Linked DNA regions of Homo sapiens: regions 2, 3 and 4 are each linked to region 1. Evidence: chromatin contacts called from ENCODE Hi-C or POLR2A ChIA-PET data. All regions are on one chromosome and are shown on one strand. Each heading gives the region's core, a stretch centred on a gene start or an enhancer-like site at or near the end of the contact. The rest is flanking DNA. Distances are from core to core; before and after follow the strand shown. Region 1 overlaps LINC01844 (long intergenic non-protein coding RNA 1844). Region 2 overlaps ARHGAP26 (Rho GTPase activating protein 26). Region 3 overlaps FGF1 (fibroblast growth factor 1). Region 4 overlaps ARHGAP26 (Rho GTPase activating protein 26).

What was found. Hi-C counts contacts between places; a loop is a spot of excess contacts on that map. ChIA-PET counts read pairs that join two places held with the same protein, here RNA polymerase II (POLR2A). Pooled maps may share reads with other maps.
Region 2: a pooled map shows a loop between it and region 1 (1.9-fold over the local background). The contact joins two enhancer-like sites. A Hi-C loop is called at or near these places in 2 of 50 pooled maps. POLR2A ChIA-PET finds 5 or more read pairs at or near these places in 5 of 52 experiments (HepG2, MCF 10A, OCI-LY7 and 2 more).
Region 3: a pooled map shows a loop between it and region 1 (4-fold over the local background). The contact joins two enhancer-like sites. A Hi-C loop is called at or near these places in 3 of 50 pooled maps. POLR2A ChIA-PET finds 5 or more read pairs at or near these places in 2 of 52 experiments (IMR-90 and activated CD4-positive, alpha-beta T cell).
Region 4: a pooled map shows a loop between it and region 1 (2.9-fold over the local background). The contact joins two enhancer-like sites. A Hi-C loop is called at or near these places in 3 of 50 pooled maps. POLR2A ChIA-PET finds 5 or more read pairs at or near these places in 5 of 52 experiments (HEK293, HepG2, OCI-LY7 and 2 more).

Annotation. Positions count from the first base shown.
Region 1 is chr5:142,747,244-142,752,969 of GRCh38, reverse strand. All of the region lies in intron 1 of LINC01844 (long intergenic non-protein coding RNA 1844), which reads right to left. Among named protein-coding and RNA genes, the nearest start is that of LINC01844, 4.5 kb to the right of the region's middle. Within about 2 kb of position 3,454, at least 3 of the 41 ENCODE cell types and tissues checked have a DNase peak (open chromatin) inside an H3K27ac peak, as active enhancers do; they include PC-3, where a contact is called at or near this core.
Region 2 is chr5:142,842,170-142,847,895 of GRCh38, reverse strand. The region is part of intron 1 of ARHGAP26 (Rho GTPase activating protein 26); the gene reads right to left. Among named protein-coding and RNA genes, the nearest start is that of ARHGAP26-AS1, 24 kb to the left of the region's middle. Within about 2 kb of position 2,520, at least 18 of the 41 ENCODE cell types and tissues checked have a DNase peak (open chromatin) inside an H3K27ac peak, as active enhancers do.
Region 3 is chr5:142,652,891-142,658,616 of GRCh38, reverse strand. The region is part of intron 1 of FGF1 (fibroblast growth factor 1); the gene reads left to right. Among named protein-coding and RNA genes, the nearest start is that of FGF1, 30 kb to the left of the region's middle. RefSeq lists a silencer at 2,661-2,710 and an enhancer at 2,579-2,873. Within about 2 kb of position 2,761, at least 5 of the 41 ENCODE cell types and tissues checked have a DNase peak (open chromatin) inside an H3K27ac peak, as active enhancers do.
Region 4 is chr5:142,819,809-142,825,534 of GRCh38, reverse strand. The region is part of intron 1 of ARHGAP26 (Rho GTPase activating protein 26); the gene reads right to left. Among named protein-coding and RNA genes, the nearest start is that of ARHGAP26-AS1, 46 kb to the left of the region's middle. Within about 2 kb of position 3,399, at least 6 of the 41 ENCODE cell types and tissues checked have a DNase peak (open chromatin) inside an H3K27ac peak, as active enhancers do; they include PC-3, where a contact is called at or near this core.

The sequences.
Region 1 (5,726 bases), core at 2,205-4,704:
TCCTTCCTCTGCTTTTATTATCTTTCTCTCATTCAATCAGTATAAATGGAGTAGCCTTTTATGTTCTTCTCAAGCTCTAGTGAATTGAATTGTAACCATTATTGATTCAACCAATATTTACTTGAGCATCTATTACATGCCAGGCACCGTGCTAGATAATGTGTTCACAGAAGTAGATAAGACAGACATGATCCCTGCTTCATTCAGATTAGAATCTAGTGAGGGTGGAGAAAAAGCAGCAAATATGTAAATAAATAAACGAGCAAAATTTCTGACAGTTAGACATGCTATCAAGAAAATACAAGGAGAGGCCGGGCACAGTGCCTCATGCCTGTAATCCCAGCACTTTGGGAGGCTGAGGCGGGTGGATGACCTGAGGTCAGGAGTTCAAGACCAGCCTGGCCAACATGGTGAAACCCCATCTCTACTAAAAATACAAAAATTAGCCAGGCATAATGGCAGGTGCCTGTAATCCCAGCTAGTCAGGAGGCTGAGGCAGGAGAATCACTTGAACCCGGGAGGCGGAGGTTGCAGTGAGCTGTGATTGTGTCTCTGCACTCCAGCCTGGAAAACAGGGTGAGACTCTGTCTCAAAAAAAAGGAAAAGAAAAGAAAATACAAGGAGATAATGTGTTTCAGAGTAAGCGTACTATTTTAGATAGAGTGATCAGAGAAGACTATCCTGAAGCGGTAATATTTGAGATAAAACCCAATGAAGAGAATGTACAAACCACATGGAGACCCACCCAGAACAGCATTCCAGGAGGCAGCACATGCAAAGTCCTGAGCCTGAAGCTGGCTTGATATATTAGAGTAGGGGTTGGTAAAATACAGCCCAAGAAATAACAGAGGGACCTGGCCTGCATTTTTTTTTTTTTTTGGACAGCCCACAGCTAAGAATGATTTTTACATTTCTAAATGGATGAAAAACAAAACAATTTGTGACATGTGAAAATTACGTGAAATTCAAATTTCAGTGACCATAAAGAAAATTTTTATTGGAACGTAACCATACTCATTCATTTATTTATTTTCCATGGCTGTTTTTCATGCCTCATTGGCAGAGTTGAGTGGTTTCAAAAGAGACCAAGTGGCCTGTAAAGCCTGAAATATTTACTATGTAGCCCTTTGCAGAAAAAGTGTACAGACTTCTGTTTTAGGGGAACAGGAAGAAATATCTTCCCAAGCTTGAGAGAACCTTGAGTTCCTTGAATTCCTCAGGAATTCTTGAATTCTTTAGCCTATAAATAACAGAAAATCAGTGTCCAATTGACTTAAATAATGTGAAGCATTAAAATAGCCATAAAGTGATAATTTTCCCATCAAGAGGTAAACTATGTCCTCTCCCCTTGCATCTCAATGGAATTTGTGACTGCTCTGACCCACAGAATATGACAGACGTGATGCTGTGCCAGTCCAGGCTCTGGCCTTAAGAGACTGAAGGCTTCTACTTCCTGTCTCTTGGAATACTCTCTCTGGAAGCCCTTCACCCTGGGGAAGAAGTCTGAGTACCTTGAGATGGCCATGTTGAAGAGGTCATGTATGTGTGTTCTGGTTAAATGTCCCAGCTGAGCCTGCACTTCCAGCCAGCATTGCCAAGGTGCCAAATATGTGGACTCTAAAGACCAGTCCATCAGCCAGCTGAATATCACTAAGGGACCTCAGTCAATGGTACATGGAATAGAAGAATTACCTAAGTAAGTCCTTCCTGGCTTCCTGGCCTACAAAATTATGAAATTTAATAACATGGATGCTATTTTAAGCCACTCCATGTTGTGGTAACTGTTTTATAGCAATAGACAACTAGAAGAAACAATACAGAAACCCTATTATCTCACATAATAAGAAGCTCAGGGTACAGCAAGGGCCATCTAGAATACTGCTTTTATTTATGCATATTGCTACCGCTTTTATGCAATTTCCTTGGCGCTACTTTTCGCTTTGGTTGGTTTAATTGTTAGACCGATAGCAAGATGACTTTAGCAGTCCTGGGAGTCAGATTCAAACCTGACAACGTCCAGAGAGAGAAGACTATTTTTAAGAAAAAGAAAATGTAGGCTAATCAGGATCTACCTTGGAATTGGGAATTGGGTCACCTCCCCTGAGTCACTGGGGAAGGGATGGACACCTGATCATAATTAAGTTCTATTAGAAAGGAAGTAGGTGAGCGGATATTGGGTCAACAATGCACTTGTCCAAAGTATCTTTCTTCCTTCCATCATTCATTCATTCATCTATTCATTCATCCAGAATAGTTTAGGTTTAATCATATGAATATGCTTTTTTGTAAATCAAAAGTAGTCAAATAACCATAATTTGAAAAGGTTAAGCAACGTTTATCAAGCCTGTATGACAGTGGGAGGCATGGAGCTAGATGTTAGGACTATTAACACCTAAATTAATAGCAATTAAAGGTGCTAAGTTCAAGAAAGGGAAAGAACAGGACCAGCTATATAATCTGCAGAACCCAGTGAAAAATGAAAATGGAGGACCCCTGGTTCAAAAAGTATTAAGAACTTCAGGATGGTGACAGCAGAGCATTAAACCAAGCATGGAGTCCTTCTAAGTGCAGAATGACTGTACATATTGCATGTCCATGAATCTGGCTCTGGGAAAGACCAGATGACCACAGAAAGAACAGCAAGGACCCTAGTTTAGATTGAGCTGGGGGAAGAGGGTGTTAGGAAGGCCTCTCTGAGGAGGTAATATTTAAACAAGGACCTGAAGGGTGGATAGGAGTACCCAGGTAAAGAGTTGAGGAATGCAGCTTCCTAGAAGAAGAATAGCACTCTCCCATCTTCTCCATCCTCCAGGTTGGTTAAGAGACTTAGCATTAGCCTGTCTTCATCAGCTGTGAGGAAACAAGATAAAGGTAACAGATCTTTTCCTGTTTGTGCCAGCTCAGGCCTATTTCCCAACCCTTTTTTGTATTCTAGATCTTGGCACTTGGGTACACTACCCGTATAATCTGATCCTCCCCCTTTAATACTGTAGATAGTCAGGACTACCCAAGAGGGGTCCCAGCCTTGCTCCTTGCTCAATGCTTAATATGCTCAATGCTTAGTATGCTCAACGGTAGATGCTTTCTAGGAAACAGCCTAACCTGCCTGATCCACTTGGTGCAGGCTTGTCACAAATAGGGAAAGACCTCTCCCTGTCCTCACATTCCCTCAAACCTCAAACCATGAAATCAGCTAACACAAATTGGACCTCAAAAAATGTTGTCAACAAACCCAAACCTTTCCCCTAAAATTACTAAATTCATCCATTTTGCATTGCTATAAAGGAATACCCAAGACTGGGTACTTTATAAAGAAAAGTATATTTGGCTCATGGTTCTGCAGGCTGTACAAAAAGCATGGCACCAGCATTTGTTTCTGGTCAGGACTTTAGGAAGCTTTTACTCATGGAGGAAGGTGAAAGGAGAGAAGATGAGTCATATGGTGAGAGAGGAAGCAGGCGAGATGGAGGAGAGGCGCCAGGCTTTTTAAACAACCAGCTCTCGCATGAACTAATAGAGTAAGAACTCACTCATTATGGCAAGGAGGGCACCAAGCCATTCATGAGAGATTTGCCTCTGTGACCCAAACACTTCCCACTAGGCCCTACTTCCAACATTGGGGGATCACATTTCAACATGAGATTTGGTGGGGACAAATATTCAAACTGTATCATACCTTATCCCATTTTTATTTCTGCAATGTTCTTTTCCTATATCAGATCCTATGGAAATTTGATGATGTAGTGGGCCTCCAAGTTGGTTGTAAGCAGAATCACACAAGAAGCTTATTAAAAATACAGATGCCCCAGCCCTATGCCAAACCTAGCTTCTCTATTTTTAGCAAGCTCCACAGGTAATTCTGATGCACTGCCAAGTCTCTGAACCACTGCTTTAGCCAACTGGATGGAATAAGGGAAATTCCCATTTGGCTGGTAGGAGTCAGAACATTTCCTTTCTGCCACTACCTGTGGCTCCTGGGCAAACTACTTTAATTCAGTTCCTCAGTTGTCCCTTTAAGTAAAGTGATGATTCCTCCATGATATCTCTGCCCTAGAAGCTTGCGTAGTATGAAAGTATTGATATCTTCCCATGATCTAGTCCCACTTTGGGTGGCCAAGCCTCAGTTTCCTCAAGGAACTACCTGCCCCTCACTGACTGGAGGAAGGCTTTGTAGGACTGTCAATCAAGGTGCTCTGCTGCCCTCTGGCTGCCCCCTGGGCCCAAGACCCAAGTTTGGCCAACCAGATTTTCTCTCCCAGGAAATTAAATACTGAGAGAGCTGAAGCAGAGACAAAATAAATGAAGTTGATTCATCTGGTACGGGTGACCCCAAAAATCTGTTAGTTTCTGCTTCCTAAGCTGTTGCCCTGGTTCTTGTGCTCTCAGAAACCTGGTTTTTCAGCCTTTCCCTCAGATCTGTAAGCAACCCTGATAGCCTTGGAATAAATTGTTTCTTTTGCCTAAGTGAGCCAGAGTTAGTTCTGTTGCTTGCCACCAAAGAATTCTAACTGATTCTCACAATCAAGATCTTTGATAGAGTGTTGTATATAATAATGATGTCATAGCTTCCATTCTTATAAAGCCATTGTGAATGATTCTCTTGTAGCTAAAGTGACCGTTCTATAGAAGGTCAAAAGTTTGTTTTAATAATGACATCTTTGTTCCAGTAATTCCAGACAGTGAAAATTTCTCAATAGTGTAAGAGGTTATTCACTGTCCTGCTGAAATATCTTAAGTGGAAACAGGCCTTGGGTAAATACTCTTCCTCTAAACAAAGCTTATTGTTCTGGACCCAGGGAAGGAAAGGACAAGAGAAAAAAGAAAAAGGAAAAAAGTTTGGGCTCAGTTTAAACCAGCTCCCATTCAGCTATATCTGCCCTTTACATACAAATTTAATAAAAAGTTGACTCTTTATGTATTTTTTTAAAGGCTGGAAATTGCATCCGAATACACATTTTAAGGGGTGACTTGCAGAGAAAATAGCTTCAGTGATTGAACCCTTTTCTCTCATCAGCCTATATTTTATTTCTACCCCCATCTCATTGTTACAGTTTTTACTCTTTCTTATTGTTACTGACATCCTCACTATTTCTCACCTTTATTGGCTGTGTTAACAGTTATGAGCACTTGCTGTGAACCAGGCACGATGATAGATGTTTGACACGTATTACCTCATTTAATCCTTACAGTGCCCTTCAAAGCCAGTATTATTATTCCCATTTTACAGAGGGGAAACTTGAAGCTCAGTGAGGTTAAGTAATAGGGCTAATGTGCAACATGACCAATCACTTACCTGTGTGTCCCTATCTGTCCCCAAGTCTTCCTTACACTGTGACCCATTGCCTTAAATTGAAAGTACCTGCTTAGTCCAAGGCATCACTGGAAAGAATATTAAATGTGGCATTGTAGCTCAAAAAAAAAAAGACAACTGAACTCATTGCCCATGTCATGTTCTATATTCCTGACTAGACTATAAGCTCCTTAAGGGCAAACACTATGTTCTGTCTACCACAATATTACCAGCACATGCCTAGCACAGAGGAGGTTCTCAAAAAATGCTTATAGAATCAGTGAATATCCTATAGGGTCCTCAGAATAAGGGACCATCACAAGGTTAGGAGAAAATGTCAAGAAATCCCTTTCTGGGAAACAGAAATTCCAGGTTACCCCTAGTGAATTCAACCAACTTTGAAGTTTGGCCAAGCCTTTAAATAGCATTGCATGAT
Region 2 (5,726 bases), core at 1,271-3,770, 96 kb before region 1:
ACCCTGAGTATCTTCCCTGATGTTCACTCCACCAGCAATGTTGCACTTCCCCACCTCCAGGTGTCCAGATGGGCCAAACCTCCAAATGCCATCTCATCCATGGAGTCCTCCCAGGCCCACGCCAGTCCACCTGCAGCACTGCCCACCACCCATACAACACAGGTGCTGCTTCTCTCCCTTGAGCCTCTTCGTGGCACTCTATTTGTGCCACCTAATGGCAGTTAAGACATCATCATCCTGGCCGGGCACGGTGGCTCACGCCTATAATCCCAGCACTTTGGGAGGCCGAGGTGGGCGGATCACCTGAGGTCCGGAGTTTGAGACCAGCCTGACCAACATGGAGAAACCCCGTCTCTACTAAAAATACAAAATTAGCCAGGCATGGTGGCGCATGCCTGTAATCCCAGCTACTCCGGAGGCTGAAGCAGGAGAATGGCTTGAACCCGGGAGGCAGAGGTTGCTGTGAGCCGAGATCGCGCCATTGCACTCCAGCCCGGGCAACAAGAGCAAAACTCCGTCTCAAAAAAAAAAAAGACATCTCCATCCTTTGCTGTATTCGCTGTGTGACCTAAGCTGAGGCAGCTTCCCCAAGGCTCAGGTTCTGTATATTGAAAACAAGGAGATAACAGTACCTAATAATAGTAATTTTAAAAATAGCCACCTTTTATTGAGATCTTACTGTGTATCAGAGAAATGCTGTGAAATTTACAAACATTGTTTCATTTGACTCTCAAAATCCCATGAGACAGGCACTGTTATCCCCGTTTCACAGATGAGAAAACAGAAGGTGAGAGAGGCACAGTGATTTGCCCAAGGTGCACCGAGAGCAAGCAACAGAGCTGAGATTCTCACTCTGGCAGCCCCACATGGGGCCCTTCATGAATCACCCCCCGCTACCCATTTTTTCACAGACCCCTTCTTAGGTTTCCTACCCACCTCATAAGGTTGTTCTGAGATAAGACGTGAAAAGTCCTTAGCACACCGAGTGGTTCTGGATCTCACTGTCCCCCCATGGTATCCTCCTTTAAGGGAGAGTTATTCACATACATGTATGCTTTAAGCATACTAATCAATACATATTGAATTAATGAATGAAGAAAGAGAAAACAAGACTAAAGGACATCTGCCAAACTACTCAAATAAGATACCAAAGTGTCTTACAAGTGGTTACTCAACATCCTATATATAGATTCTCACAGGACAGCACAAAATGTAAGTCTCTTTTGCTCCCAAATGTCTATGAGATGCAGTCTTCATTCTGGGGTATAAAGGGGAAGTGGCAGGGGTGGTCACAGCAGAGGAGTGAGCAGGAATGACATAGCACATCCTAGAAGCAGCAGGCCCAGTTCTGCAGCCCTTACTAAGATAAAATCCCCACTGAAGGGAAATCCCATCCAAATCCTCTTTGCCAGAGAGGAGAAGAAGGTCAAACAGACTAATCCTCAAAAAGACCTGAAATTCTGGCTCACCTGGGCCACACCAAAAGACATTCCCCTGGGAGCAAGAGACAGGCACGAAAGGTGGCATGCCCCACCCTCCCACCTATGCACTGGTGACTCCTCCTCACCCGACACATATACCTCGGCACCCCTCTGAGCTTGGATACAACTCCAGCCATGTGACCTTGGAAAGGTCTCAGGCCCGTGAGATAATACCAGAACCACCCTCACACAGGTAACTGTGGCCCAACAGGTAATACACAAAGCCAGCGTCTGGCATATAACTCAACATGAGTCAGCTATAAATGTGAGCAGACAATGGTGATACAGAGACCCAAACGCTGCAGTACACTGCCCTCCCTTGAAACTAATGCGTGGCTTTCACACATGGATACCTTAGGTAGCCAGTTTCACTGCGGTGCACAAAATAAACCTCTTTGACCATAACAACAAAAAAATCAAAACGTGATTGGTCTCACAGGGGAAAAAAAGGCATGTGAGTGAAGTGTGGGTGAGGAAACAAGGAGAAAATGCAGGCAGGGAAATGGAAAAAAAGAAAAGGATGCAGCCTGACCAACTGCTGACAAGCCAAGAGCTGAGCTTGGGGAGGAAGTAGAGGCAGGTCTCTGTGGGGACTCAGAGCTTAGTCTATCAAGAAGAGAGATGTGAGGGGTCAGTCATGTCCCTGAAGCCATCATGGTGAGGACCTGCCAGCCAGAAGACAGGGCCGCCAGTTATCTGGACACCAGCCAGAGCTGACACTCAGCTGCTTTAGCTGATTTTAGTACTGAGAAGCTGATATGTGTCTGTACATAAACAGTACACACAGAAGCCTCTTCCTTTTCTAAAAATACACGGGTCTGCAGTTCAGCACTGAGAAGGCCACCTAGAGCACATAACAAAGACAGTAACTGCGGATGTCTGGCCACCAGAAGGAAAAGCATTTCCTTTATCAGCAAAGGGCGTGAAGTCACCCTTTACCCCAGAGGCCTGACTCCATCTAGGGGAACTGCATGGCACAGAAGACCTCCATGATTTCAGAGAGCTGACCTGACTCCCACCTTGGACATTTGCTATTCTTAACTGCTCTGAGACTCAGCTTCCTCATCTGTGAAGCAGGGTGATAACAAATACCCACCCGGAAGCATTCTTCTAAGGATGAGAAATAATGAATGCAAACCACCTAGACACAGTTCCTGGTACAGAACAGACGATCAACACACAGTAGCTTGGTTCTTCCTAAAATCCCAGAGTCTTTGCTGCTCCCTCTCCTCTCATCCCTGAAATAACCCAACTGAGGAAGAGAAAGACTGATTTTCCCTGCTCTCGTAGCAGCCTCCCTCAAGAGCTGCAGCTCCTCAGGATATTCCTGGTGCTTGTTCTGGGCAGCAACACAGGCCAAGAAATCAGGAGTCTGCTCACTAGCGAACGGAGGAGAAGACGAAAAGGAAGTGCATCCCTCCAGTCCTCACAGAGGGCTCCTCCACACGTGCTGGTCTCAGTTAAGTTCAGCAGGCATCAGAGAGCAGGGGAGGAATAGCCTGCAAAACGGGGGCTACCATCCTACAATCAATTAAAAGAGTTCTTTTTTTTTTTTTTTTTGAGACGCAGTCTCACTCTGTTGTCCCAGCTGTAGTGCAGTGGTGTGATCTCGGCTCACTGCAACCTCCACCTCCCAGATTCAAGCGATTCTCTTGCCTCCGCCTCCCAAGTAGCTGGGATTATAGGAGCCCACCACCAGGCCCGGCTAATTTTTATATTGACAGGATGTCATCATGTTGACCAGGCTGGTCTCAAACTGCTGACCTCAGGTGATCCACCGCCTTGGCCTCCCAAACTGCTGGGATTACAGACGTGAGCCACTACGCCCAGCCTAAAAGAGTTCTTATTCTGGAGTTCTCAAAGAGCTCTAGAAGGTCCTGGCCCTGAACCCTCTGAAATTGAAAATGAATTTTGGGTAAAGAGGCTTTTTCTTGGGAAATTGTCCTGAACTTTCATCATATTTCAAAGTCTTTGACACTACCCTCAAAAAGAAAAAAAAAAAAGCTTTAAAACTGCTAACTCATTCATGGAAAACAAGAATGTCTGAGAAAGACTAATATAAAGCACTGGGCACTGTGGCTCACACCTGTAATCCCAGCACTCTGGGAGGCCGAGGCAGGCGGATCACCTGAGGTCAGGAGTTTGAGACCAGCCTGGTCGATATGGCGAAACCCCATCTCTACTAAAAATACAAAAATCAGCCAGGTGTGGTGGTGGGTACCTATAATCCCAGCTACTCAGGAGGCTGAGGCATGAGAATCGCTCAAACCCAGAAGTGGAGGTTGCAGTGAGCCGAGATCGTGCCACTACACTCTAGCCTGGGGAATAGAGCAAGACTCTGTCTCAAAAAAAAAAAAAAAAAACTCACTTTTAGCTCACATGTAATGATACTTGTCAAGTATCTTATTATATATTAACTCACTTAGTCCCCACAACAATGGAAGGAGACAGTTATCATCTCTAGATGAGGAAACCAAGGCTCAGGAGCACACCACTTCCCAAGACCCCATAACTAACAAATGGCAGAGCCAGGACTCAGCCCTAAGAATGCATGAAGCCAAAGCTCAGGCTCTTCATCACCATATCACAGTGTCACCTTCTGCAGATCAAGCCCCAGATTTTATAAACTAAAAGGAAAAGTGGAAGGAAAGAAGGTAGAGGTTATGAGAGATTGGTTAGAACCTGACTTATAATTCAATGCTTTTTCTACTATATCCACCGTGCCCCATGTCTTCATACAACTCATACTGAGAAATGTTTTAATCATCAAAAAAAAACACGCCATAAGGAAGTGTAGTGGTACCATAAAACCCTCAGCTTCCTTGCAGAAAAACAGGGATTATACGTCACTACTCCATAGGTATGTCACTGAGATTAAAAGGAGGCAAAATGTGCAAAGCACGTGGGTTTGCCTGGCATGTCTGGCACGGAGTAAGCACTCAATGAATGGTAGGCATCATTGTAATCATGACAATCTAGTGAAACAGCATGCCTTAGCAATCAAAGGTATCATCTTTATGTGGATGAACCCTACATTAGTTGCTTCAATGAGCCCATGTCCCTGCATCCCTGAACTCCACTCAGTGTCAGAAAGACACAGGCCTCAATTTGGCTCCCAGGAGTGATCACACTCTTTGCCTCAGCTGCATGCTTGGGAAGCAACAGCAGCAGCAGCCAGAGAGACTTGGGAGCATGCCTGGGTCCCAGAGCCAACTATCCAACATCATCTGAGGTGCCAAAAGGTCTTGGAAACCTCCAGTGTGATTACAGGGGGTAGGGAACATTCATGGCAAGCTTTTCCAGACATAGAAAGCAACCCAGAAAATAAGTATAAGAAGTTGCCAAAGGCGGGGTAGGTCCACCTCTGAGCCAGATATGCCAACAGAAGAAAAAGCCAGGGTATGGGGGAACAAAGGTTTGGGGGACCTTTGAATCACGTCCCCTACATCCCTACAAGAAGTCGATCTAACTGATGTGATTCTTCAAGGAGGATAATTTTCATGAGTTTGTCCCACAAGAATATACCATCACTAGTATAATCTCTGAAGTCTCCACACATAAGACAATTATTCACAGTAACAGCTGCCATTCATTTATTAAACAATTACGTTCTAAGCCTATTGCATATATTACCTCCTATAATCCTCCTCCAAATGAAATGTTGAGGGAATTTCCATTCTGATTTTACAAATGGGAAATTGGCCTCAGAAATGTTAAGTGCCTGCCCAAAGACATAGGGCTGATAGGTGACAAGACAGATTTCTAAATCCCATGCTCTACTACTACGCACTTTTAGATCAATTATTGGGTTTCACCTGTGGGACCTCTAGGCATGTTTTTCTCCTAGTCCTTCCCGACACACAGGGATGAACTTATTCTATTCTATCCTACTCCACAAGATTTCTTGTGCTGGGTGCTGAACCTAAGAATAAACTGCACTAACCAGAGGTTCTGCTATGCTTAGAAGCACACAAGACGGGGGCATAAATGACACAAAGTATGGGTGAGGTAGATATTAACAGGTAGAAGGAATGGAAGAAGCGGCCACAAACCTTCTGTCCCACAGACTACATACCCAGATAACTCCACACTCCTCTCTTTTCAAGAACAATTTCAAGAAACATGCCGCTTCAGAACACAAAAAAATTCTTGAAATGTTGGTGGAGGATCTAAAGAATAAGGAAAGGTGACCACAGAAGAATGCAGGGGAAATATCACTTGAAAAAAGCAAACATATAACACCCT
Region 3 (5,726 bases), core at 1,512-4,011, 94 kb after region 1:
TGTGTGTCTGCTGCCTGTGAAGCCCCACTACAATGTGGTCCCATAAGGGCATGAGCCACACTCTCTTATTCACAAAGGTATCTCCAAGGCATGACACATCCTGGGTGCTTAGTTTGTTGATTGAATGAAAAAAAGTTGCAACCAGATAGTCAAGAGCCTTGAATGCCATGCTAAGAAGTTTGGCCTTTGGCCTTTAGGCAGTGAGAAATAACAGGAAATGTGATCAGGGGCAAGGCATGAACAGATCTGTGAATGGGAAGCCAAGGATGGCCATGTTGTGAATGAGGTAAGGGGAATAAGCTACAGAGAGAAAAACTAGAAGCAATTGCCATGGATAAGGCTTGAGAATTTGCTGGCCTGACCTGAGACACTGATGGAAGGAATATTTAAGAAATATTTAGGTAGAATCATTTGGAGATGCCTGTGGGAGTGAGGGAAAGGGAATATGACTAGGGCATATTAAGTGGCTTGGGCTATTTTGTAACCACTGCACTGTCATTAATTAAGCAAAGGCAATGGAAGAAGGAGAATGCAAGACGTCCACCGTGGGCTGTTATCTGCAGAATGTCCTGGAAGATTTCTTGGAGGTGATGGGAGCTTTGAATGCAAAGACCAGGGTGGAGGCACAGGGCAGGATTTGGGAGTCCTGGGTAGAATGTGAGGCAGACCAGCACTCCCAGAGAGCATATATGCATTTAAGACAGAACCACCTAGGACAGGCCCCTGAGGACACCACACTCCAAAAGGTGGTGAAAGGCAGAGAAGCCAGGGCAAGATACTAAGCAAGAGAAGGAGAAAGAAGACCCAGACACCAGCGTTATTATTGAAACCAGAGGGGCAAGAATTGTCCAGAGTGGGTTGGAAAGTTCCGCTGCCCACTGGGCTGAGAGTCCAGCAGAGAATGTGGTAGAGACCCAGTCTTGGGCAGACACTCGGCCGCAGCCGCAGCCAGCAGCCAGCAGCATGGCGAGTGTGGTGGACCAGGTCTCCTGGGGGTTAAAGGGAACCCAGATAGCAGGAATCTCTGAATCAGTAAAAGTCAAGTCAAAAAAGAACAACATTCACAGCTGACCACACGGCCTCAGGCCACCGCAATCAGGTGTGGGAGGAGACCATGGACAAGCTTTTCCAAGGTTGTTTTGGTGGAGGGGTGGGCTAGATGGGGTACTGCAGAGGGCTGGGGATGCCTGAGAGGTGTTGGGGGGGTGCTGACATCCTTCAGAAAGCTGGGCTGTGCAGAGAAGCAGAGAACGGGGCGGGAGCAGGTGGATGGGCAAGATTCTCCAGGGAGAGAGAACTTAGCAAGTTTGGGGGCTGAAGGGAAAGATTCAGTGGACAGCATCCTTGCCCTCTTGAAAAGTTGTTGTTTTTTCCTTTACATTAGAAAATACCTGCAGTAGGCCTGGGTGCGGTGGCTCACACCTGTAATCCCAACACTTTGGGAGGCTGAGACAGGTGGATCACCTGAGGTCAGGAGTTCAAGACCAGCCTGGCCAATATGGTGAAACCCCATCTCTACTAAAAATACAAAATTAGCTGGGCGTGGTGGCACATGCCTATAATCCCAGCTACTCAGGAGGCTGAGGCAGGAGAATCGCTTGAACCTGGGAGGTGGAGGTTGCAGTGAGCCAAGATCTCGCCATTGCACTCCAGCCTGGGCAACAAAAGCGAAACTCTGTCCCAAAAAAGATAAAAATAAAAATAAAAAAAAATACCTGCAGTAACAAAATAAAATGTGAGTTCCTCCTCAGCCACCCCATCCCACTCCCCAGGGGTAATCATTTTTTCAGTTTTCTATCTATGTGTCTACACATAGATATATGATTTTTAAATTAAGCCATGGGATAATTCTGGATATATTGTCCTGAGGCTTCCTTTTCCCCACTCATATGTGTACATGTGTGTCTAGTGCTCTTTTTCTTATGGCTGCCTGCTATTTGCTTAGACCCATAACTTATTTTATCACTCCATTCTGAAGCAACATTGTTTCCAAATTTTCACTATTACAAACAGCACTGCAGTGAATTTCATGCATTGATGTTTGGGCACTTGTGTGAGTCCTTCTATAGGACAAATTCTTAATGCTGGAGTTGTCAGTCACGGGGTCTACACATAAGTATGCTGTTTTCCTTGAAGGGCTTCTTGGATTGGTCTGCTCTTCCCTTATGGACTGGGAATGAAAAATGTGGGGAAGAAGATAGATTTCCAAGGAGGCATGTAAATGGAAAACAAGGCTTTAAAGTATCCCAACTGAATAACAGCTTTTTTTTTAATCAAGATATTGTGGGTTACTATATTTATACATAGTAACACTTATTAACCTGATAAGATGGACCAGGTAGAAATAACTCTCAGAGAGGTAACAGTCTGCTCTTCTCGGTTTAACCATCCATTTTCTATGGCTAGAGTCAATATTGGAAGAAGATACTGGTTCCTGAGGGCACATTTAGATGTGTTAAAAGAGTTATGATGTGGGAAATTTGTTCACAGATTTCAGGGAGATCAAAGACTTAAGTCCATTAGAAATTTTAAAAACAATTATATTCCTAGGACTTGGTATTTAATATGTGAAGTCATCAGTTTAATTATATTTTCAGATCATTCTTTGGCACAGAGTGAGGAAAACCCTCCCTCACTCTTGCAGAGAACGCAAAAACACTCAGGAAAAACAAAGCTGAAGTGTAAACAGTCTCTTTGCAAGGGTCCTCTGATCTCACCAGCGCGGCCAGCACACTGAGCTCGGAGCGCCCTCTTCTGGCTGCGGGCTCCCCTGCACCAGCCTGGCTCCCGCCCACAGGATAAGTCGGGTTTTCAGTGTTTGGAAAGCTGCTCTGGCTCTCCCGTTCCAATATCAGCACATCCTTCAGCTTCTTCTGCTGTGGCCACTGAAACCCCAAGATGTTCTTTCTCAATATTTGTGCAATATTTTCAAGTTACTCTGGGCTCTGCCTCCTCTGTAAGAAGGATTTCTTGATGACTAGTTTTTAAAAACACCCTTCTTAGATCTGAGTTAAGCTATTGGGATTGCAGTTACGTTTGTTAACTGTCGGGAATTAGTAATTTTGGATAAGCAAGAACTAGATCTAGAAGCCAAAGGAGAACAGCAAGCAGGTCTATGTGTCATTACCCAATGCCTGTGAGCAAAGTATGGCTGAGATTGACGTTTTCTGTCCACTCTGGAAAGCTGTCAGAACCTTAGGTCAGCCTCATAGTTCTTGTATTCATTTAACAACTATTTGCTGAGTACCTATGGTGTGGTGGGGAGTGTGCTGGGAGCAGGTCTCAATGGTGGACGAGATGAGGGAAGGGCCGCTTCACTTATTATGTGTGATACCTAGGCAGTGTTAATATTGCAAAATGCTTGGAATTTTACAAGCGTCATAAAGGGTTACCGAAGCCTCCATCATGTTCTTTCAAATTCCCAGTTAATCTATCCTGTGCTGCTATTACCACGTTGAACCAAGTTAATCCTCTCAACTCAGCAATGGCTCCTTCCTAACTTCTTGAAAGGCACCATTCGGTCCTCCAGGGAACATGCTTGTAATCTGTTATGATAGGAAGGAGGAAGCAGCATAAACGAAAACAGTTTTTCCAAAGAACTGACTGTTTTCCTTGGAGCTGGGGTGGGCCAGAGCTGAGGCCCGGCCCTGTTTGGATGTGGGAGCCTGCGGTTACCTGGCTCTATCTTCATCAACCCTGCTGGGTGAGCCACAGGCCTGCAGCCCTCTGCTCTCCCCTGCCTGCTCCTCCTGCAGGTAGAAGAGAAGCCCCTTCTCCCTCTTTCTCTCTCTCAGTCCCGTGTGAATGCCTGGGGCCCACTCGCCAGGCAAAGGGAGATTGGCCCCTGGAAGGAGCCAACCCTAAAGAGGGAGTGTTTCCTTCCAACGAGGCCACAACATTCATGGAGTCGAAGACAGCAGATGGCAGCCCTGGTGGAAGAGCCAGGCAATGTCATCCAAGACAGATAAGGAAAGGACACAAGGCCAAGGGCTGGAAGGTATCAAATCGCAACACAATGTCCAAGATTCCACTAGTTATTTATGCCCCACTTTTGCTAAAACTTCAGATGAACCTCGAAGGGGCAGACATCCTTTCTTCCTCACTTATCTTGGCTTTATAACCACAGCTTGATATTTCTTTGGGAAAAGTAAGAATCTTTCTACTATCCAAAGTTCAATGAACTATCGAGCAGTTCATTATAAGTGAACTTGCCTTCTTAAAGCTAACGTTCTCTCTAAAATCATTGAGTTCCAAGAAGGTGGTACAAAAGGATTGTATTTTGTGAGCTTGCTGCATCAAAAGTCCCCAAATTTCATGTGCCCTTTCCCAAATTATGCTGTTCACTTAAATGCATTTTAACTCTCCAGATATTTATTGAGCTGAGCACTGTGTTAGAAAAAGACCTGGATGCTGCCCTCAGGAAATTCACAGACCAAAAGATGAGATAGATGAATAAACAGATCATGTCAGTCCAGCATGGTAAATGAGATGTTAGAATTACATACAAGGTGGAACTTTTCTTTTTTGAGACAGAGTCTCGCTCTGTTGCCAGGCTAGAGTGCAGTGGCATGATCTTGGCTCACTGCAACCTCTGCCTCCCAGGTTCAAGCAATTATCCAGCCTCAGCCTCCCGAGTAGCCGGGACTACAGGTGCACGCCACCACGCCCAGCTAATTTTTGTATTTTTAGTAGAGATGAGGTTTCACCATGTTGGCCAGGCTGGTCTTGATCTTTTGAACTTGTGATCCACCCACCTCAGCCTCCCAAAGTGCTGAGATTACAGGCGTGAGCCACGGCACCAGGCCCAAGGTGGAACTTTCAAGCCTCTGCCCTCATGGTCTGGAGGGAGAGCCTGACTTAATCAGAAAATACAAAAATAAAAGTAGAATTTAAGCCCCAACCGGTGTCGTAGAAGACAGGCAGGCAGCACAATGAGAGCTGAGGGGTAGAGGAGGACATCCCTGAAGAAGTCACAGCTGAGATCTGAAAGATGGGTCAGGGTTAATTCGCTGTAGGGGGCAGTGAACAGTGGTCCAGGCAGTGAGGAGAGTGTGTGCAAAGGAACTGTGGCAGGAAGGCACGTGACGTATCCCAGGGGCCAAATCAAGGCTGGTATGGCGAATGCACAAAGCTAGAAGGGGAGACTGGGAGGCCGGGCTGGAGAGGTCAGCAGGGCTGGACCCCATGTAGCATCTGGTGGACCACAGCCTTCACTTCTATGTGCTCCTTTCCTCTTCTGCCTGAAGGAATCAGAACAGCACCTACCTCATAGGAATAAGTGAGTCCATTTTTGTAAGGCACTTAGAGGAGGGTGCCGCAACTACCGGCTGCCGTGACTGTTGTAATTATCCCCCTCGTCATCCTCGCCAGGTTGAGCTGGTGGAGGAGGACCCTGCTGGCTCAGGTCGGATGTGTCTTTTTAACAATTCACACTCGATATGTGGGCACAGCTCCACAGAGGTCTCAGAGGCCACAGAAATGAGCATAAACTCCTGTAAAGGTAACCGCTGGCTTTCTGGAGACGCTCTGCATGAATGACTGGCTGGGCTGCCGACCACAGGGCTCAAAACAGCCACCAAGAGTTTATCCCCAAATACCCAGGGAAGAAAACGAGACAGAGGAAGGAGGATGGAGCCTCCCAAGAGAAGGCTGTCTATAAATGGAAAGTGACACTGAAAGAAAACAAATCTTATTTGATGTGAACCCATTTTTGACTCTGTCTGGAA
Region 4 (5,726 bases), core at 2,150-4,649, 73 kb before region 1:
ACTCAGGCAGTCCCCAAGGAGAGGCTGCTGACATAGGTCCCCTGCTGGGCTGGACAACGGGAAGGAGACCAGCCTTCAGGCTCCTCCTTCTCATCTCCATAACCTCAGCCCCATGTGCACCTCGAGCAGGAAGGGCACCAAGAACTCCAGCCCCTCCAACAGTGGATGGAAGGGGGCCTCTGTCCCTCATGGCCACCTCCTGAGTGGGCTCCCAACTACCCTCTTCCTCCACAAGGACCCCTGCTTACTCAATAAGGATGGCAGTAGTAGCAATAACAAGTTACTGTTACTAACATAGAGCATGTACTGTGTGCTAGGTACTGTTGTAAGCACTTTCAATACATAACCTGGTTTAAATCCTTACAACTATCCTGTAAAGGAGGCACTGTTATTATGCCCAAGATCGCACAGCAAGAGAACAGTATGCTCCACAGCTGCCTCTACTACTTATCCCAGCCCACTTTCCAAGCTTGAAGGAGAGGGGAGGGGTCCTCTTGTTCTTACATATAGGAGACACTGAATAATTATAATGAATGAAAAGAGTTGCTGATCCATTTTCATTGGTTGCCCCAATAAGAGTTAAGAGCCCATTTTCTCCCTTCTCTGCCTGTAGTAGCAGAGGACAGATGATCCTCAATATATATTTAACATTTGCCAGATTCTCCCCCACTCCTGAAACATAGTTCCTGCACATTTTGCTGAAAGCCTAGCCCCTTCCGTGGCACTCTTGGTGCCCTGCCCATTAATAAGGCTTCCTAGGAAATCCTATCATTGTCAATGCATTGTGTTTGGATCTCTCATTCCCTATATGTTCTTAAGTCCCACAGAGACACAGCTGCAGGGACCATTTTCTGTGGGTGTCTCAAGAGTTAAGCACAGTAGCAGCTGGCAGTCTCACCTCCTACCTTTGCTGGCTGTGTAATCAACCTCCTTTTAATCCTGCCGAGCTCCATGCTGCCTGGCACCAGGGGCAAGAAGCTACACACAGGTAATAATTTAACAAATCACCTGTCTGGCTCTCTTGCCGGGACACCCACTCTGGAGCTTATACAGCTGCTGATGCTAGGGCTGCAGCCTTGCCTGTGGGATGTCAGCTAAACCAGTAAGTACTGAGCCTTGGGGACCACACACTTCCAGCTCTGTCCTGTCTTAGAGAACCAGGGTGTGGTGTTTGATAGGGACGACCCTCAGGAACTATGCTTCCTACTCCATGCTTAGCTCTTGGGGATTTTTTAATATTCCGATTTTGCCCAATGCAAGAGCAACTAGCAGAGCTCCACTCAGCAAGCAACAACACATCCTCAAGAACCTGGATTGCAAGAACATCCCAGGACACAGCTGTTAAGACACAGAGCATGGGAACGCGAACTGCAGCAAATGTACACACACACACACATACACACAACATACTGAAACTCATACAGTGTTCCACAAACAAAAAATTATGGTGTGAAACCCATTGTGGAGCTGGTCCCCAAATGTGCATGAGTCACATCCAGCCCTGGAACACACAAAAATAAGTGAAGTCGTCCCCAAACTTTTACAGTACTCATCCATTGCTTTGTTATTTGTCTATAAACCACTGAAAGAAAAGATCTTTTCAGTTTTACAAATAAGACGACCACTTTTAAAAAGTGAAAATTCTGTCACGACAGGCCTTATGAGAGAACAAATCATTTTACCCAAAGCAGTGGTAGACAGAAGTAGCCTAAGGAAAGACTGCCTTTAAATAACCATCAGCAAGCTATAATCTGTCAAAAGCAATTATTGCCATCAAATACTTGTTAACACACACACCGTGACATTCATATTTCAGTAAGACAGCAGGACACTGATTTTTAGCAAAATCTAAAAAATAAAAATACTTTTCAAACCAGACCCTTGGTCCTACACCTTGAGGAAGGAAACAGGATTTTTTTTTTCTTATAGTACTTGCTTATGATCAGTGCTTTGAGATTAGTTTGCCATAACACCAGCAAACGGCAGAGTAACAGAGTTTGTTCCAAAAACAAAAAGAGTGGTGTATAACGTCACACAGTCCCAAGAGCCAGGCTTTAGGGTGGACAATGGGAGAAGTGGGAACACATTCAGATGTCTGTGGCTTTATTTCTGCAGGGAAGAAGAGAAAGAAAAAAAAACACAGAAGGGAGGGGCACACTGAATGAAGGGAGGAGCACCAGGCACTGGGGTAGCCAACATTTGTAATCTGCATATACTGATCATGTTACAGGAGCCATGCAGAAGCCATGGCTTGCTGCTTCCTATCCCTTTCTACAGGTCAGTGTCCTTACCTGAAGAGAATTAAATGCTCATGTGTTTAGCACGAGCTTCCATGCCAGAGGCCCAAGGGTCCAATCCTCAGCTCCACCCTCAGCTCCACCTTCACCAGCTGAATGACACTGACCAAGTTACTTTATAAGAAACTCAGCTGTAAAATGGGAATAGTGATGCCCCTTGCCCTATAAGGTTATTGAATTATACAATGAAATGTATTTAAAGTGCCTATTTGATGGTAAGCATACAATAAATGATAGCTGCTATTATCAACATCATTCATATTTCAATAAATAAGGGCTCACTGGTAAACCAGCACAGTTATTGATCCCTAGATGGTTCATCCATCACTCAGCAACTATTTACTGACTGGTCTCCCACGTGCCTGGCACCAGGCTAGAGGTTAGGGATATAAAGGGAATAATATGGGGTTTAGCCTTCAACAACTCCTCCACTGGAGAGACTGTCATATAACCAATATAATGTCCAAGGTTCCAGATGAAGACCAGTAAGAAGCACACACAATCCAACCATTCGAATGCTTTACTGTAATTTAGAATGGACTTTAATTGTGACATGAATATACATATATGTATGGTGTGTGTGCATACACACACATGGTGAGATATATGTGTATATATATTATACATATACATATATATCAGCTATATATATATATGGTATCTGATAAATATGTACACAAACACCATGTGTGTGTATTTGTGTATGTATCTCCAGTACCACATTATACTTGTTTCCTATTTAGGAATTATACCGAGATTTAACCCTGCAGATCTCTTGCCAACACACTCACAGAGAGTTAATGTTCAACAGTGAGCTAAAGTTCAGCATTAACTGGAGGAGCTGCCAGATCAAAGCATGCCAAAATGAAGATAGCCTTCCCCTTTCGAGATTAACAGAGCCCAGCATGTATGTCACCAGAAAACATATAATCACAAAACTAAAGATGCTGCATTTATTAACTGTGAGTCTGAGTCATCAGGCAGCACTCTGAGCAAATTAAGACTAAACTGCCCTACTGTTGATGATTCATCAAACAGTTAGTGTGATAGAAAGATGGAGAGTGAGTCAATTCTAGGCAAAAGGCAAGAAGAGGAAGAAGAGAGACCAGTAAAGACTGTTCCAAGGTAATCATGACAAGTTGAGAAGCCAGTGCAATCATTTCCTTAAACCCACCAATGAACTCTTAGAAGAACAGCTTTATGGGGGATTGGAGTATGTTTAACAGGTTAATAGTTTGTCATCTCTAACTTTTTATTTCCCTCAAAGGGCTGGGTCAGCCCTTTATGGCCAACCTAACAGCTCATGTCAATTAATCTATGTAGGACAAAAATTCCTTTATCTAGATCTGACTCAATTTATAAGCAGCTGAGCACCAATACGTAAGGGGCAAAGATGAGAACTATTACACTTACCAGAGGCACCCTACTTTCTAAACAAAGCTGTAAGGAAAGATGGCTTTTCTTAATAAAAATTCCTCCTACACAGAGTTGGCACTGGAAATTGTCACCAAATGGGAAGGGTTACTCAGTCCAAGTGTTTCTCAAATTTTAATGTGTAGATAAATCACCTGGGTATCTTGTTAAAATGCCAGTTCCAATTCTGCAGCTACCAGATGGGGCCCAAGATTCTGAATTTCTAACAAATTCCCAGACGATGTTGATGGTGCTGGTCCAGGAATGATAATTCCCAGCCATGGCCCAGCAATAAAACATTCCCCTTGCTGTAAGGTATCTTTTCAGGGTTACAGATGACTCTGAGACTATAATGGAAGTCAAGGACTCTACCACCTAGAAAAATGTAAGAGTGCACTTGCAGGTATGGGAATACACACACAAAATTTCCAAACTCTACTATGGGCCATCAAAAGAACCTCCCACCTCTGTAAGGCAGTCCTTGAAATGCCAAGTTTAAAAAAAAAAAAAAAAAAAAAAAAAAACCACTCTACCTTAGGAAGCCTGCCAACTGCTGCCAACACCAAACTAGCTTGGGGTGGAATAGAGAGATGCACTCCTTTGATCACTTTGGCCCATGTGTGAGTAATTCACCCGCTCTTCTCTTGGTCCACAGAAACATAGTTAAGATGCCTTAAAGATAGGGGATAATAAAAGGAAAATAAAAACAGAATACCAAGAAGCTCTGTAATATAGCTCTAAGATATAGTTTACTCATCTTCCACTTGAGTTCCACCTCAAGGAGTCCTCATTCCTGGCATCCTGTCTGCTCTAAGCAGAGCAAAAGCTACTTAATCCCACCACTACCTGGCATTGCCTTCCCGGGTAATTTGATTTCTAGCGGAGGTGGAGGGACAGAAGGCTAGTCATCTTGGCTGTCCTACCTAGTTACCCTTGAAGTCTGAGTTTCCTTGTCTATGAAATGCAATCAAGAATAGACTCCACTTCATAATGTTCCGGGAAAAATAAGAAAATGCATACGTGATGTGCCTGACACATTGCAATTGCTTAAAAATGTTTCATTCTTATGTTTTATTATTATGGCCTTTATGAACATGCAAAGATCAAGATCCATTCAAAAGAAAAGGCTTTTGTTTTCTAAATGGAAGAGTGTAACTGCTGCTCTGCATGTCTAGGGCAAGGTCCAGCTCTGCCCATCCCACTGCTGCACAGATACACCCCTGCTGTTTGAGAACCATGCTGGAGGCCATCGTAGCCGCTCACAAACACTTGTGATTGTCTCTCTCTAACACTGAATTGAAGTTATTCTACCGCCTTCAGCTCCAGGATGGCAATGTTCAATATGAGCCTTAGGTGGGTTTTTTTTGTTTGTTTTTTTGTTTTTTTAAGCATCTTGGACTAAAAAGATCAAACCCAACCACAAAATGACTGATCAGGGAAAAGAAAGCCACCTTACTATGAAACCCTTACTAATTTGTGATATAAATTTATCCAGAAACCTTTCGTCCAAAGATCTCAAAAACTCTTAACAAGAAAGTTTTAACCACCGCACAACAATCCTAAGAAGTTGGGATGGCTCAGAACTGAATTCTCAACGTTGGGGTCTCCTGAAACTCTTGATAAGCAGTGTTCCTCAATGTGAGGTCTGAGAACCACCTGCACTCCTCATCTAAATGCATGTGAAATGCACATTCGTGGATTCCATTTCCACTGCTACATCAAAATCTCTGGGGAAGGAAATTGGAACCTTTAATAAATAACCCCCAGAAAGTTCCAACACTAAATTTCTAAACCAAGCGATGACTCACTCTCCCTCCTCCACAAACAACGGCAGACCGGTAAGTAAATCCAAAATGTTGTCTACAACTTCAAGGGCTTCACAGGCCTCCTGAAGTCTTCCCACAGGTTCACAGGTAAGAACCCTGGTGTATGCAACACCAGTCAGGGCTTCTTAACTTTCATCATTCAATTATCCCACCTTCACTTTAAAAAAAAAATCAAGTCCATACTATGTAA